Linked DNA regions of Homo sapiens: all the other regions are linked to region 1. A link is an interaction called in ENCODE POLR2A ChIA-PET data of the cell type or tissue named here. Cell type or tissue: GM12878. All regions are shown on one strand. Each heading gives the region's core, and the rest is flanking DNA. Links, peaks and the distances in the headings are about the cores only.

Region 1 (5,453 bases), core at 93-5,092:
GTGGCTCTCGGCTGTAATCCCAGCACTTTGAGGGGCTGAGGCAGACAGATCACTTGAGGTCAGGAGTTCGAGACCAGCCTGGCCAACACGGCAAAACCCCGCCTCTACTAAAAATACAAAAATTAGCCAGGCATGGTGGTTTGCCCCTGTAATCCCAGCTACTCCAGAGGCTGAGGTGGGAGAATCACTTGAACCCCGGAGACAGAGGTTGCAATGAGCCGAGATCATACCAAGGCACCCCATCCTGGGCAACAGAGCCAAACTCATCCCAAAACAAAACAAAACAAACAAACAAACAAACAAATGTATATATATACACACGCACCACAGACATACACACACACTGTGAAGTTGCATTTTTAAAGAATTTAATTTTCATAAATCTTAGTGCACAAACAAGTAAAGAAAACATTTTTTACCCTGTTGCATGTATCCTCCCTTTCAAACTAGACTCTAGCCTCCAGGGGTCCAAAGAGAATGAGATGACAGAGAGAATGTAAATAGAAACAAAAGAAGCTAAATCTTAGTGTTTGGGCTTCTAAGTATGGAGCCTCAAGTGATAATACGCAATTTTCTGAAGCACTTCTGTACATGATTTTCTCCTTGTGTGTGCTGACTTGACAGCTTAATTCACACACATAATACACACACACATACCTCACACACATAAATCTACCATATATATATATATACACAACTTACATAAGTGCTTCACACCCACTATATATCTAATTCCTTTTATAGGCATATGGCAATGAAAGCAGAAAATGTGATTCAAAAAATAGAAACCACTCTCATTTTCTTTAACTCTTTCCTTTAATTTTGGTCATTTAAAGCTTATAAATTTGACAGACTGTATTTTTAAAACAGACTATTTTTAAAACCTTTAATACTAGTCTCATACATGGTCTATTTCTATTGGTTTATAGTTTGTCAGCAAATTGTATTTTCTACCCATAGGTAAATGTAGCACTGTTCTGAGCACCAAGAAGACATAGGCAGGGAATAGACACTACCTTAGGATCAAGAGGAGACAAGACATGTAAACATGTCATTAGCTAAGTGTGTACATAAATCCAGTTCTGTCATTAAAGAGTAAATATGAGAGCAGGGAGATTTTCTGGTGGGTGGGCGATGATTGCTTTTTTCTTCCCCACGCTCTCCTGGCATTTTTCTCCCCTTCCTTGGGACTGGATTATAGAATGCAGGGGCAGGCCAGGAGCGATGGCTCACGCCTATAATCCCAGCACTTTGGGAGGCCAAGGCTGGTGGATCATGAGGTCGTGAGTTTGAGACCAGCCTGGCCAACGTCGCAAAGCCCCGTCTCTACTAAAAATACAAAAAAAATTAGCTGGGCCTGGTGTCGGGTGCCTATAATCCCAACTACTCGGTAGGCTGAGGCAGGAGAATCTCTTGAACCCAGGAGGCGGAGGCTGCAGTGAGCCGAGATCGTGCCACTGCACTTCAGCCTGGGCGACAGAGCAAGACTCCATCTCAAAAAAAATAATAAAGAATGCAGGGGCAGTTCAGCTTATACATCATGGGCATAAACAATGGCCACTAATTGAAATGGTAGTTTGAAGCTAGCCAGAAATAGCTCTTCACAAAAGAGATCAAGTCTTACTCTGTAAAAAGAGAGTAAAAGCTGAGAAAATATTTCTGAACTAAGTTCACCTTACACAAAGAACATATCCAGAGTTCTAGAATATATGGATATGCTAGGGGAAGAAATACAGATGCAGGCAATCCCCTCTCCTCAATCAGAGGGACAAAGGGTGGAATATGATCTCTGTTCTAAGGCCGTTTGCACTTTCTGTTCATCCTTACCCACTTGTGATGTGTTGTTGTGGTGGTTGTTTCTCAGCAAATGCTCTTAAGTCTGTTACGTAACCTTTCTAAGCACTTTACACATATGAACTGATTTGACTCACATAATAATCTTCTGGGATAAGAACTATTAGTATCATTCCCACTTGACAGATGCAGAAACCGAGGACCTGAGAGATTCCATAAGTCTCCCTGGCAAATTGGATTCAGCCCCAGGAAGTCTGGCTTCTTGGCCTACATTCTTGACTATAAAAGTTGCACTGTCTCTTTAGCTGAAGGGTGAACTTAGGCATTTGAACAGCCAAGGGGTTGTGGGTAGAGTGAAAAAAGAAAGGAAAGGCTTTGAAAGTTATCCTGTTGTTTGAAAACACGAAAAGAGAAGAGAAAAAGAAGGAGAGAGCCTGGAATAGCTGTGAGAAGGCAATAGAAGAAGTGGAAGAACAGGAAATGGAAGAAAAAAAGCAAAGAGAAATTGACCTTGTCCCTGCTAGGGTCCAAATCTAACGGCTTGCTCGGGCTGGAGGGGCTAGAAGTGGGTGTCTCTGCTTTCAAGCAGCGCATTTAACTTCACCGGCTTTCCCCAGGCTGTCTCTGCAGCAACCCACACGAGGGCCTCTTTTCACAGCAATTATGAAAGTGATGGTGGGAGGAAGTACAGCTCACTTATTGAGGTTAAAAAGCCACCCAAGTAAAAGCATTAACCCAGTAGTAAGATTAAATTCCTGGCCCCAAAGGGAAATTATCAGGAGGTGTCCTTTACCATGTGTGAAATGGAAACAGTTTCCTCTCTTGGGCAAAATAACCAATTGCTGTGGGAGGCGGAAATCAATGCAGTGTTTGGTGAAAACTTGGGTTTCTCTGATGAGTTCTGTGAAACGCTAACGTCTAACAGGGGTTGTTCAGTCTATCCAATAACATTTTCTTCCCGTGACCTTGGATCTTAACGTTGGCTCCGCTCATAAATGACTGTGGAATGGGAATGAGAGAGTAAGCTCTTGACAGCTACAGGGAAATGCACTTCTAAAGAACTTGGTATAAGAGGGAAAATGAGATGGTCCTCCAAGAGCTAAACAACAAGATCAATACATATTGTATGGAGCAGAGATGTGCAAAGTCATCATGTTGAACATTCTGACTTGTTGAACATGTTGAACAATCTGATTGAGGATAATAACACAGCTAAAGGAATAATAGTCAATTTAAGGTAGAGTTTGATTCCATGAAAGAAGAAAAAGGAGAGAGAAGTAAATGCATGTATTCTGTATATATATTGAGAGTCTGCTAAGCACTGTGCTAAGGGCATGAACAAATTCTACTCCTGCCTTTTTGGGGTTCCAGAGCAGGCTGACAGGGTCCATCTAAGAACAGCTCAGAAGAAAAAAATGCATCTTCGTCAAAGATATCCAGTATCCTGGCCAAGAGCAGTGCCTGCCGTTTTTGTAGACGCTGTTATTCTTTTTCCCATATTCCCATCTCAGGCTCATAGATGAGGGAACTTCTCCCCATCTGACTTGCAGACCATTTTAGGGAACACTTGGATGGACACGTACTCTCTCGCTTTCCCTCCTTTCATTCTTCTCTCCCCAGGATAAGAGTAGCTAATCTGACTCAAGACAGCATATCACCCATGTGGCCTCACATGTCAGAAGGGGTTGATTATGGAGTTGGGGCACTGCTTGTGCATGGCACACTTTTTTGCCTTCTTTGATTGGCCTGCCCAGTCTCAGGGCCCTTGCACCCCAGCTCCTCAGCTGGCTTCCTTTTGCTTTCCTTCTGCTCCAGCTTCTCACAGTGCATCCAGGCAGGCAAGTCACGTTGGCCCTGCCCTCTCTTCAGTCTAGGTGAGGTATCAAAGGCCAGTACTTTGGCTCAACCCCAAGTTGAAGTCTCTAGCTCTGAGCGCTGGAGCTTGGGGGGCACAGCCTACCACACTCATCTCCAGAAAGTTCCCTGGGTCTGGTCTCCTTCTCATCAAGAAACTATGTAGGTAAAAGGTAAAGATTGGTAAGCCTCACTTCAAGCCATTCTTACTAGATAACATTAAACCTTTATAGTCACCTCCCATCCCCCTTTCTACATCAACATTCACCAGGCAAAATTCTAACTGGGTTATGAGTTCACATGGGCTGGTCAGGTTGGCTCCAGTGGTCCAGGCTGTGTCACAGTTATTGTCATCATAGGTTAATCAGGAGGCATTCTGGTTGTCCACACCTCCACTGGATGACATGACCCGTATCCGAGATACCAGCTCTCAGCTTGTTGACAAAAGTGGGTGTCTGAACCTGCAGAGCTACAGAGGGTTCAAGTCACCAAGTTCATGGAATCCCACGAGCCTTGTGCTTGGACCACCCGCTTATCTTTCCCTTTAACTCCCCAAAACCAATACCCGCTGTCCTTTGATGTGTAAAACTTCCACAAGAACAACCTTGTAAGATGTTTGAGAAGATGAAAGATAATGCAGGAGAGCCCCTAATAGGGTGCCTGACAGCCAGTAGACAATAACCATGGGAATTGCTGCTGCTGCTATTTATTAATATTTTGGAGATAAGTATATATATATAGATGTATATCTATATATGTATATCTATACATATATTTATCTATTTTAAAAGGAATAATAATTATTATTTATTATATTTATTGATTATAATTATTATATATACTTATATATTATTAGTATTATTAATATATTAATATTATATAATTGTGTTTATTATATTTATTGCAATTATTTATAATTATATTTACTTATTTAATTATAGATAATTATTTATAATTAAATACATATAATTATTTATCATTATTACTCCTTTTAAGATACATAAGATAAATATATATATTTACACATATATGTATTTACACACATATATAAACAATATATATATATGTGTGTGTCTCAAATTATTCTTAAAAGGAGTAATAAATAATTACTGTCCATAAGAAGTAGGAGAAATTATTTCCCAATGTACCTAAAGACAGTGAGGTAGCAGTTAGGCCACAGTAGTTCTAAGGGCCTGCCATTCCCTACTCTCTTATCACTCTTGCAATTACTTGGTCTGAATGGCTCTATCTAGCCCAACTCCCTAGCTGACTGTTCATCTTCCAAATTATACCCAGGTGTCATCTGCTTTAAAGTGGCATGCATTCATGATTTGACTCAATATCTAATTCTAGCCCTGTGAAGCACTGGCCCTGATTATAAATCCCGCACGTGCAGGCATTCGTGGTCCCTGTGGGTGCACAAGATCAGGGAACATTCCCAGCTACCTTTTCATTAACTCCTCAGAGGCATTCATGAATGCTCGCAACAGCAGGGCCTTTAAGCCTTTCTGATAAATAACCACAGCAAGAAGTGTACACCCAACGCACACACGTGCACATGCACGCACATACACACACATACACCTACAGGACTGAAACAGAAGCCTTATAAAACACTACTTACTCTTAAAATGTAGACTAATTCAAAAGTCTATTTTTTTAATACGGGCTAAGATTCACTAAATTGATTTCAAAACCTACTAAGGGCTCAAGCCCGGCTATTTTAAGGGACACTGTAATGAAGACTCTACACAGAGATCACCAGACCTCGTGTTACGGTCTCAGCCTAGTTTTTCATCACATTT
Region 2 (5,453 bases), core at 176-5,175, 170 kb after region 1:
AAATTATGGATGACAAATCTCTCAACATCAAAACTGACCCTGTGGATATTTACAAATCTTGGGTTAATCAGATGGAGTCTCAGACAGGAGAGGCAAGGTATGTTAACCATAATGACACTTTTCTTTCATGTTGTTATAGTCTTTCCCTCTTTTTTCCCCTCTCTTTATTTATAAACTAATATTAGTTCAAATAGTTTTTCTTTTCTTTTCTTTTTTTAGACAGAGTTTCACTCTTGTCGTCCAGGCTGGAGTACAGTGGCATAATCTCAGCTCACTGCAGCCTCCACCTCCCAGGTCTAAGCAATTCTCATGCCCCAGCCTCCCGAGTAGCTGGGATTACAGTTGCACGCTACCACACCTGTCTGATTTTTGTATTTTTAGTAAGACTGGGTTTCACCATGTTGGCCAGACTGGTCTCGAACTCCTGACCTCAGGCAATCCATCTGCCTCGGCCTCCCAAAGTGCTGTGATTACAGCTGTGAGCCACCACACCCAGCCTCAAATAGTTTTTCTTTAGAAAACTGTGCTTTCTAAGTTGTTGACCTAGTAATAAATTCACTTATTTAGCAAATATTTATTGAGTATTAACTATGTGCCAGGCATTGTGTTAGAGATGTGTACAGTAATGCAATAATGAGTGAAACAGACATGCTTCCTGCCCTCTCTTCATAGTTCATTGGGTGGAAGAGACACCAACCAGGTACATAAAAATAAAAGCATAATTAAACATTGAAGAAAGTTTTATGAAGTTTTATGTACGGTTCTTTAATGGAGACTTTATAAGAGGGAGCTAACATAAGGTGGTTAGGGAAAGCCTATCCCGGAAGATAAAATTTCATTTAGCTGAGGCCCTAAAGCTAAGATGAACCCAGCCTTACTAAGAGCTAGGTGCAGAGTGTTTATGTCTGAACACTCTAAGCTGGAGGGTGTAGGACTTAAATGGACCCTGGCATAACTAGGGATACAGTTGAATGAGAAGGTTCATATAGATTGGGTGAGATCACTGTGTTTCATTAAAGGAAAAAGAAAACGGTGTGGAGTGAGCTTCCCTGAAATATCGTGAGTTGGGCTAATTAAATTAACGTATTACAGGAGATAGCTGAGCTAGGGCCATAGCGTAACCACCAACATTCATTTATCTAAAGCAAAAGTGTGCCAATCAAATATTGGTAATGCTGGGAAAAGGGAGTTCAGAATGCCAAAACGTTTCTGGTTTTATTTGTCTTGGGTGAGGACCCAGAGGGGTGGGAGATGGAGGTGTGAGCAGCATGGTCTGTTGTGGTTTTTTCTTGTTGTGGAGTAGAGTTAGATCATGCATGAAGCTCTCTGGGCATAGGTGGAGTAGCAGCTGTCCACACCATTGCTATTCAAAGTGTGGTTTGCACACCAGTAATGGAAAATCATCTGTGCACACTGTTTAGTTTAACTGATACTTTTTTTTTCATAGCAAGATTTTCTTAATGAAGGAAGTAATGTATTGATTTACATTCTGACTCATTGTCTTTATCTTGTCTTTGATCAGTTTGTAGACTGGCACTGGTCCACACTTTGAATAACACTATTCTTCATTCTACTTTCCATGTACCCGGATGCCAGGCAAACAGGGAGTTTTACGCTGGGTGGAGAACGGAACATTCTGCTGACTCCTTGAAAGGGCTTATCTCACCAGCCATGGTAGCTCACGACTGTAATCCCAGCTCTTTGGGAGGCTGAGGTGGGAGGATTGCTTGAGCTCAGGAGTTTGAGACCAGCCTGGGTAACATAGGGATACCTTGTCCCTACTTAAAAAAAAAAAAAAAAAAAATTAGCTGGGTGTGGTTGTGCACACCTGTAGTTCCAGCTATTCCAGAGGCTGAGGCAGGAGGATAGGTTGAGCATGGGAGGTTGAGGCTGCAGTGTGCCTTGATGGCGCCACTGCACTCCATCCTGGTTGACAAAAAAAGAAAGAAGGGGCGTTTCCTTATTAGGAATCATTTGGCATCTGATTGGTTCTCAGTACCATGTAGGTCTGTTATCAGGACTCAGATCATTGCAAAAGTCTTTTTAATTTTTTTGCCTGCATACCTGAGGCCCACATCCAGGAATGTGGTCAGCCAAGTGCAATACTTGTCTGGGAAGTTTTGCCTGCAACCCAGGGCATTCCTTGCCGATAGCCCCATGTACACTGGCTCCGGGCTTCTCAGTTATTTCCTCTGATGGTCCATGAGTCAGTCATTTTCAGATCCAAAGCCCGCTGGACATTTCAGGATTGGTTTTCTTGTGGGTACCTATAAGAAACTGGTGTCTTATTTTGCCTTTCATAAAATGGAAATTGAGCCAGGCATGGTGGCATGCACCAGTAGTCCCAGTTGCTCAGGAGGCCAAGACAGGAAGATCGCTTGAGCCCAGGAGTTTGAGCACTGCCTGGGCAATGTAGACCCCATATCTTAAAAAAAAAAAAAAAAAAAAAGGAAATTGATTTGAACTCTTTTTAAGATACCAGTGACTGTGAGGGATGGTGGTGTGGTGGGGATCTGTCCTGCAGGTAAGCATCACAGGTCCCTTAGCTTTCTTCTTTTACTTCAGCCACCATACACGTAGCAAACTGGAATCTTGTCACCTCTTGGGAATGTTCTTTCCTAAAATCTCAAAGTTAATGTTCTGTTCTATCACCAACGTTTTTTAGCATATTGATTCCCTTGCTGGTTACTACTTTTAAAACTCATATAAATAATAAAATATACAATATTCTTTATTGTTAAGTTCCATGTATTTATTTATTTCTCATAGAATGTTTCTGTTGATTTTTGCAGAATTTTTGTGTTCATAGTCTACCAATTTTAATTTAGCCATGCTATGACAAATGAAGAGGGGTATCCCTATCTACTTGTATTTTTCTTTTTGTTGTTGTGGTTGAGACAGAGTCTCGTTCTGTTGGTCAGGCTGGAGTGCAATGGTGTAATCTCAGCTCACTGCAACCTCTGCCTCCCTGGTTCAAGCGATTCTGCTGCCTCAGCCTCCCGAATAGCTGGGATTACAGGCATGCGCCACACGCCTGGCTAATTTTTGTATTTATAGTAAAGATGGGGTTTCTCCATGTTGGCCAGGCTGGTCTCAAACTCCTGACCTCAGGTGATCCACCCGCCTCGGCCTCCCAAAGTGCTAGGATGACAGGCGTGAGCCACCACACCCGGCCTCTACTTGTATTTTCTAAGGCTGCCATAACAAATCACCTCAAATTGGGTGGCTTAAAACAACCGAAAGTCATGGTCTCACAATTGTGGAGGCCAGAAATTTGAAACCATTATCATGAAGTCGAGGTGCTGGAAGAGCCACGCTCCCTGCAGAGGCTCTAGTGGAAACTCTGTTTCTTGACTCTTAGAGCTTGTGGTGACTGTTGACATCCCTCAACTTGTGGCTGTGTGGTTCCAGCCTCTGCCTTTGTGGTCACATTGCCTTCTCTTCCCCTTCTGTGTGTACCAAAGCTCTCTCTGCCTCTTTTTTTTTTTTTTTTTTTTTTTTTTAAGACAAGGTCTTGCTCAAGCAGTCCTCCCACCTCAGCCTTCCTAGTAGCTGGGAATGCTAGCATGTGCTGCTGTGCCTGGCATAGCACTCCTATCCTTGAAGACCTCCTTCTGGTTTCTAACAAAGTCCAGATTTGTCAGTATCATATACGGGGTCTGTCATGGCCTGCTCCCTGTCTGCTTTTCCACTGTCATTTCTCCTGTCTCCCCTTCCTTCCTAGAAGACTCTTCCTCTCCTTTTTTCCTGAGTTCAAGCATCCCTTCGTTTTGGAAGCTTTCCTTGCTTTTTCCATTCTGAGTTGAAGCCCTTTCCCTATGGTCCTGTGGCACTTTTGGTGAACTGATTTACAGCACAATAGGTTTATAATCATCTGTTTGTGTGTCGCTCCCACCAGACTGTAAAAGACTGAAGAGAAGGTGTCATGTCTTGTATAACTTTTATTCCCAAGTGCCTGTTATTGTGCCTGGCACACAATTCAGGCACCTGATTCACAGTTAAAAACCTGCGTTCAGATTCTAGACTTATCACTTACCAGCCCCGTGAGGATGAGCTTAAGCTATCTAATATTTCTGGGTCTTATAGTTTATGAAAGATAAGACACTTGCTTCAGGCTGTTCCTGGCTGTTAGTCTAACATAGTTGGGTATAATTTCTGTCTTCCCAGCAAACTGCCCTATGATGTGACCCCTGAGCAGGCGCTAGCTCATGAAGAAGTGAAGACACGGCTAGACAGCTCCATCAGGAACATGCGGGCTGTGACAGACAAGTTTCTCTCAGCCATTGTCAGCTCTGTGGACAAAATCCCGTGAGTGCCATCAGTTGTCATGACCCCCAGTAGAACCCAGCACTAAGTGCCTTTCTGCTCCTTGGCCCTTCTCACTAAGTTTTGTCCATCCCGCAGTTATGGGATGCGCTTCATTGCCAAAGTGCTGAAGGACTCGTTGCATGAGAAGTTCCCTGATGCTGGTGAGGATGAGCTGCTGAAGGTAAGAATCTCATAGCCGGCAGACTCCTGCCCTTTGAGGACAAAGCAATAAAACCAGGGCTGACCATAGATCATTACTAACTGCCTAAGTGTAGGTTCTGGCAGTAGCTTACCATTGATTGTGAGCTTTTGAAAGCAATTGTAATTGGTAAATGGTACCTCTCTTAGGATGAAACACTTCCTATAGTTTGGCACACAAACATCAAACAAGTAGAAAGATGGATTTTTCCTGTTTTCAGATGAGTTTCTTTGAGTCCTATCTTTTCGCTGTAGTATTGTTCCCTCTGCTGGTGACCTGGCGAATAGTAGCAGGCACAGTTGTTTCTGCTAAGGCTGTTGCTGATAACTCTTTCTTACTCAGCTATGCTCTTCTCTTTTCTTTTTTTTTTTAATCTGAATGCTTTTTTCTTCTCTCTCCTAGTTCTGTGCTTTCCTACAGTGAGGCCTCGATTCTAGACTTTCTGTTCAGGTGAATTAATTTTATTTCTTCTGAATGAAACTCTAGGGGAAATGCTGTGACTGCCCCTGAATTCTTCTGTGGAAGAGATGTGTGTTAAGTGAATTTAATTTCAGAGGCATGAACTTGGCCTTTGAAGTCTGCAGCATGAGAATGTTGGGAGGTGGGGTTACTCTATGCTGATTGGGTCATGTTAAGGAATTTAGCTATGTTTGTTAGCTTTTTATAAGGAAAGCCCATCTACATGAAAGTACAAAGTGCATGTGGGTGACAGCAGCCTTATTTGCTACCATGATATGTGAACAAAAGATGCCCTGAAATACTTAATAACAGACTTTAAGTGTGTCATTTTTACCTTCTGAATCTGCTCTTTCATTAACTACTGGCAGTAGTTTTCAGTTCTGTTCTCATTGTTTTCCTGTATTGAACAAAGGGATATTTCATTTAGTTCCAGGCCATGAGAGAGAGTGTGTATATGTGCATGCATGCGTGTGTATATGTATTTTTT
Region 3 (5,453 bases), core at 114-5,113, 620 kb after region 1:
CCATGCCACTGCACTCCAGCCTGGGTGACACAGCCAAAAAAAAAACCACTAAGTTAGATCTCTACCTCACAGTGTCCATACAAATTAGTTCCAGAGGGAAGATATACCACAAAATTACTCAAAAATTTTTATACCTCTGGTGTGGGACGGTCTTTTCTAAACTTTAACATGAGACTTAAAAGATATAATAAGGGAAAAGATAAGCAGATTTCGCAACCAAAAAATATCGAAAGTCTCTGTGTGATGGAAAACATCAAGGTTAAAACACAAATGACAGATATGGAAGAAAATATTTGCAGCACATAAAAAAATCAACGAGTACAATTACTTTAGGAGAAAAGCTTGCTTCAGGGTCCTTAGAGAAAGTCACTGGGGCCTGCCAAGCTGCCACCTAAAGACAAGAGTGAGAGGGCTGAGTTCTTCCAGGTCATCAGAGTTGTTGCTGCCCGTATTAGGCCACACAGTGGAACCCCATTTATATCATAGCAGAAGAAATAGGATTATCAATGTGAACTGCTTAGCATGGTGCCTGGTATATACGAGAGCTCCACAAATGTGAGCTATAATCCTACTAGTAAAGGATGCTAAGCAGTTCCACTGTGGCAGGTGTCATTTGCTAGTAGAATTTGTAATCAAACAATAGGAGGGGAATCTGTGAACGCCTAGAAAATGAGCAGAATAAAGGATATTATCTTTGGAAGTCTTAGATGTGCAATGAAATTATTTGTCTGACAGAAACGAATGCTGAATTCTATTTACTTAAGCCTTTAAAATGACTTAAGGCAGTCCGGGCACGGTGGCTCATGACTGTAATCCCAGCACCTTGGGAGGCCAAGGTGGGTGGACCACCTGAGCTCAGGAGTTGGAGACCAGCCTGGACAACATGGCGAAACCCCATCTCTACCAAAAAAATACAAAAATGAGCCGGGCGTGGTGGTGTGTGCCTGTAATCCCAGCTACTCGGTAGGCTGAGGCAGGAGAATCACTTGAACCTAGGAGGCAGAGGTTGCTGTGAGCCAAGATTGCGCCATTGTACTCCAGCCTGGGTGACAGAGCGAGACTCTGTCTCAAAAACAAAAAAACAAAAAAAAAAAACATAAAATGACTTAAGGCAGCATGGCTCAAGGTGTGATTCAGAATCACCAGAACTGCCATTGAAAGTACAGGTTTCTGTTCTGACTAGGGCTTCTTCAGCCTGGAGGCTGCAGTGCAGATGCGTAGGGCAGAGCCACAGCTGCCCTGAGACTGCTGTGTCATAGGAGATAGGAGCAAGAAACAAAAGCTGACTTCAGTGCACAGGGGGATAAAGGCAGATTCCTGGGTACAACCTTTGAACTGGTTTCTGGGAGTAGAGGCCAAATAATTTGCATTTTTAACAAGCTCCCAGGTGATTCTTGTGCATGCATAATTTGGAAATGGCCCAACTTTTAAAGCAAGCAGCAACCCTTTACCACAGAGCTGTGGTACTGAGGCCTCACGGTTTGTTTGTTTGTTTTTTTTTTTTTTGAGACAGAGTCTTGCCTTGTTGCCCAGGATAGAGTGCAGTGGCACAATCTCGGCTCACTGCAACCTCCGCCTCCTGGGTTCAAGCAATTCTCATGCCTCAGCCTCCCAAGTAGCTGGGACTATAGGCGTGCACCACCATGCCTGGCTAATTTTTGTATTTTTAGTAGAGACAGGTTTTCACCATGTTGGCCAGACTGGTCTTGAACTCCTGACCTCAAGTGATCCGCCTGTCTCGGCCTCCCAAAGTGCTGGGATTACAGGCGTGAGCCACTGCGCCCGGCCAGCCTCACAGTTCTGAGGGTTACCATCAAAATGAACCAGGACATGACAGAAGCCATTTCAACCACTGGAGACGGATCGGATTCTATTCCTACATTTACTTGGAACCATCCAGCTTTCATGAAGAAGGAAGGGCTGTATGGCCAGTTGGAACCACAGAGAGAAAGGCTCCAGTTGAACCACTTAAGAGCTGGTCCTCCCATGCAGGGCGAGCCAGCCCAGACAGTGTCCTCATATGGCTTGCCTCAGGGTAGGTAAAACATAAAACCTCGACCACTTGTGCAGAGAGAGCAGCATCTTTAATTTGACCTGAACCTGACTTGCTTACCTTGCTCTGTCACTGGGGCATCTGTGCACTCACGGAGGGGGAAAATCAGTCTAGGATGGTGGGAATGAGGCTTACCATCCACAATAGAGATCTCTGAACAAAATCTTTGTTCTTCCCTAACAAAAAAGTGTGTGAAGGACAAACACTTCAAGGGCTCATTCTCATTCTCATTCTCATAGTGAGAAGAGATAAGACAGAGACCAGATCCTTCGCAACAACCCTCAATTTTACTTAGGGTCAGTGAGAAATCAATTCAGATGGTAACAGTACCCAGGACCAGCTGGGTCTGCAGTTGGCTCCTGACTCCTGACATTCTGGCTCCTGACTTTGGACCTCCCTAGTTGAGAATAAACCTGAACTAAAAATCCATGTAGTTAGGTAGTCTGGGCACAGGAAACCAAAGTGGGGTTGGAGATGCGGACTCTGTCATTCTGAATGTGACAGAGTTGAAGATTTGAGACACAGCATTGAGTGTGGAGACCTAGAGAAGGCCCCTCAGTGGAGTAGGAAGGACTGGGGTTTCCCAGTCAGCATGCCTCCCGCAAGTTTGAATATTTGTGTCCCTCTCAAATTCATACTGAAACTTAACCTCCAATGCAGCATATTAAGAGGTGGGGCCTTTAGAAGGTGATTAGGTCATGAGAGCTTCTCCCTCGTGAATAGGATTAAGGCCCTAATGAAAGAGGCTTCACACAGCCTGCCTTTTTTACTGTGTGAGGATGCAGTGACCACCTTGGAAGCAAAAAGCAGCCCTCGCTAGACACCGAACCTGCCAGCACCTTCATCTTGGACTTCCTGCTTCTAGAACTGTGAGAAAACGAATTTCTGTTCTTTATAAATTACCCAGTCTCAGGTATTTTTGTCATAACAGCACAGACTAACATACCTAGAGACTTGCATTCCAACTAGAGGCGCAAGCACACCTATAATTCTGCCCTCTCAACTCCTAATGCCAGAGATTGCTAAATAAATACTAAAAATGTAAAAACAGGCCGGGCACAGCCCAGCACTTTGGGAGGCCGAGGCAGGCAGATCACCTGAGGTCAGGAGTTCCAGACCAGCCAGACCACCATGGCGAAACCCCATCTCTACTAAAAAATACAAAAATTAGCCGGGTGTGGTGGTGGGCGCCTGTAATCCCAGCTACTTGGGAGGCTGAGGCACGAGAATCACTTGAACCCAGGAGGCAGAGGTTGCAGTGAGCTGAGATCTTGCCATTGCACTCCAGCCTGGGCAACAGAGCAAGACTCCATCTCAAAAAAAAAAAAAAAAAAAAAAAAAAGAAAGCAAAAACTGTCAAACTCAAAATAAAGGAAATCTTCTTTGACAAAGAATGGAGAGAATAATACAGCCATTAGCAGAGGCTGAGGCTATACAGCTTGAGAGAAGTAGAGACTAGTTCAGGATGGTAGGTGCTGGGACTTCAAAGTCCACGTGGGACAGGTAACCAAGTGTAACCTAGGAACGTCAAGGGACCAGAACCAGACTCTGAGAGGTACACAGGCAGGAAAAATGTAAGTTGCAAACAAAAACAGGATGACATGCAAGCAATCTAAAAAAATACTTTAAAAAATATATATGTGCAATCACCAAAGAGCTAAAGATATTCAGTCTTGCAATGAGAAACTGACTGAAAAGAAGCAAATAAGATTTTACAAATTATACATGCTGGAAATGTAAAAATACAATTATTGAAATATACTCTATGTATGGTATAAGCCCTAGACTGGAGGCAGATGACATAAAAATTTAGCAGGTCTGGAAAACAACTGAGGAATCACCCAGAATGCACCACAGTGATAAAAGAAATATAAAAAAGAAGCTAAGACAGATGGAGGATAGACTGAGAAGCTTTGGCATAATGTTTCATAGCAGTTTTAGAAAAAAAGACTAGTGAGAATACAGGGATGAGAAAACAAAGACGGTGAATTTTTCAGAACTGAAGAAAGATGTGAGATCTCAGAATCAAAGAGCTCATTAAGTTCCAAGAAAGGTACATTTAAAAAAAAAGGCCAGGCCGGGTGCGGTGGCTCATGCCTGTAATCCCAGCACTTTGGGAGGCCGAGGCGGGTGGAACATGAGGTCAGGAGATCGAGACCATCCTGGCTAACATGGTGAGATCCCGTCACTACTAAAAAAATACAAAAAAATTAGCTGGGCCAGGTGGCAGGCGCCTGTAGTCCCAGCTACTCAGGAGGCTGAGGCAGGAGAATGGCGAGAACCCAGGAGGCAGAGGTTGCAGTGAGCCGAGATCGCACCACTGCACTCCAGCCTGGGTGACAGAGCAAGACTCCATCTCAAAAAAAATAGATAGCTGGGCGCGGTGGCTCACCCCTGTAATCCCAGCACTTTGGGAGGCCGAGGCGGGCGGATCATGGGGTCAGGAGATCGAGACCATCCTGGCTAACATGGTGAAACCTTGTCTCTACTAAAAGTACAAAAAATTAGCCGGGCATGGTGGCGGGCGCCTGTAGTCTCAGCTACTTGGGAGGCTGAGGCAGGAGAATGGCATGAACCCGGAGGCAGAGGTTTTAGTGAGCCGAGATCGCGCCACTGCACTCCAGCCTGGGCGACAGAGTGAGACTCCGTCTCAAAACAACAACAACAACAACAAACAAACAAATAAATAAATAAACAGGCCAGGTGCAGTGGCTCATGTCTATAATCCCAGTACTTTGGGAGGCCAACGTGGGCAGATCACTTGAGGTCAGGAGTTTGAGACTAGCCTGGCCAACGTGGTGAAACCCTGTCTCTACTAAAAATACAAAAAAACCCAAAAACCAGAAAAATCAAAATGTAGCGGGGCATGCTGGTGTGTGCCTATAGCCTGTAATCCCAGCTACTTGGAAGGCTGAGGCAGAAGAATCGCTTGAACCTGGGAGATGGAGGTTGCAAATAGCCAAGATCATGCCACTGCACTTCATCCTGAGCGACAGAGCACGACTCCGTCTCAAAAAAATTAAAACAATTTAAAAAACCTCGTGTAGATATATTGCAAATTACGTAAGATAAAACCTAAAGGCCAGGCACGGTGGCTCACGCCTGTAATTCCAGCACTTTGGGAGGCCAAGGTGGGTGGATCACCTGAGGTCAGGAGTTTGAGATCGGCCTGGCCCACATGGCAAAACCCTGTCTGTACTAAAAATACAAAAATTAGCTGGGCTGGTGGCATGCGCCTGTAGTCAAAGCTACTCAGGAGGCTGAGGCAGAAGAATAGCTTAAACCAGGGAGGTGGAGGTTGCAGTTAGCTGAGATCATGCCACTGCACTCCAGCCTTGGCAATAGAGTGAGTGGGATTCACTCTCAAAAGAGAAAGGCAAATATAAGAACTTATTGAGAA

The links. ChIA-PET counts read pairs that join two places held together with the same protein. Peaks named below come from ENCODE experiments on the same cell type or tissue, not always from the same donor. Only the 100,000 strongest peaks of a DNase experiment are listed, where the experiment ranks them.
Region 2: POLR2A ChIA-PET joins it to region 1 with 7 read pairs; 6 of 35 experiments call an interaction of 5 or more read pairs at or near these places.
Region 3: POLR2A ChIA-PET joins it to region 1 with 6 read pairs; 1 of 35 experiments calls an interaction of 5 or more read pairs at or near these places.

The regions. Positions count from the first base shown.
Region 1 is chr15:90,304,258-90,309,710 of GRCh38, forward strand. No RefSeq gene overlaps it. Among named protein-coding and RNA genes, the nearest start is that of NGRN, 41 kb to the left of the region's middle. RefSeq lists an enhancer at 2,288-2,337. In GM12878, for the core only: a CTCF peak has its summit at 2,432; a DNase peak (open chromatin) is centred at 2,464; H3K4me3 peaks cover 373 bases; H3K27ac peaks cover 1,243 bases.
Region 2 is chr15:90,477,793-90,483,245 of GRCh38, forward strand. It overlaps IQGAP1 (IQ motif containing GTPase activating protein 1), which reads left to right. Exons shown (of 38, transcript NM_003870.4): 26 at 1-97; 27 at 4,168-4,308; 28 at 4,405-4,489. Among named protein-coding and RNA genes, the nearest start is that of CRTC3, 49 kb to the right of the region's middle. In GM12878, for the core only: a CTCF peak has its summit at 4,780 (motif pointing left); no DNase peak of the experiment used is centred there.
Region 3 is chr15:90,921,880-90,927,332 of GRCh38, forward strand. MAN2A2 (mannosidase alpha class 2A member 2) reads left to right here. Exons shown (of 23, transcript NM_006122.4): 23 at 1-700. Among named protein-coding and RNA genes, the nearest start is that of HDDC3, 7.9 kb to the right of the region's middle. In GM12878, for the core only: no CTCF peak of the experiment used is centred there; no DNase peak of the experiment used is centred there; H3K4me3 peaks cover 492 bases; H3K27ac peaks cover 2,384 bases.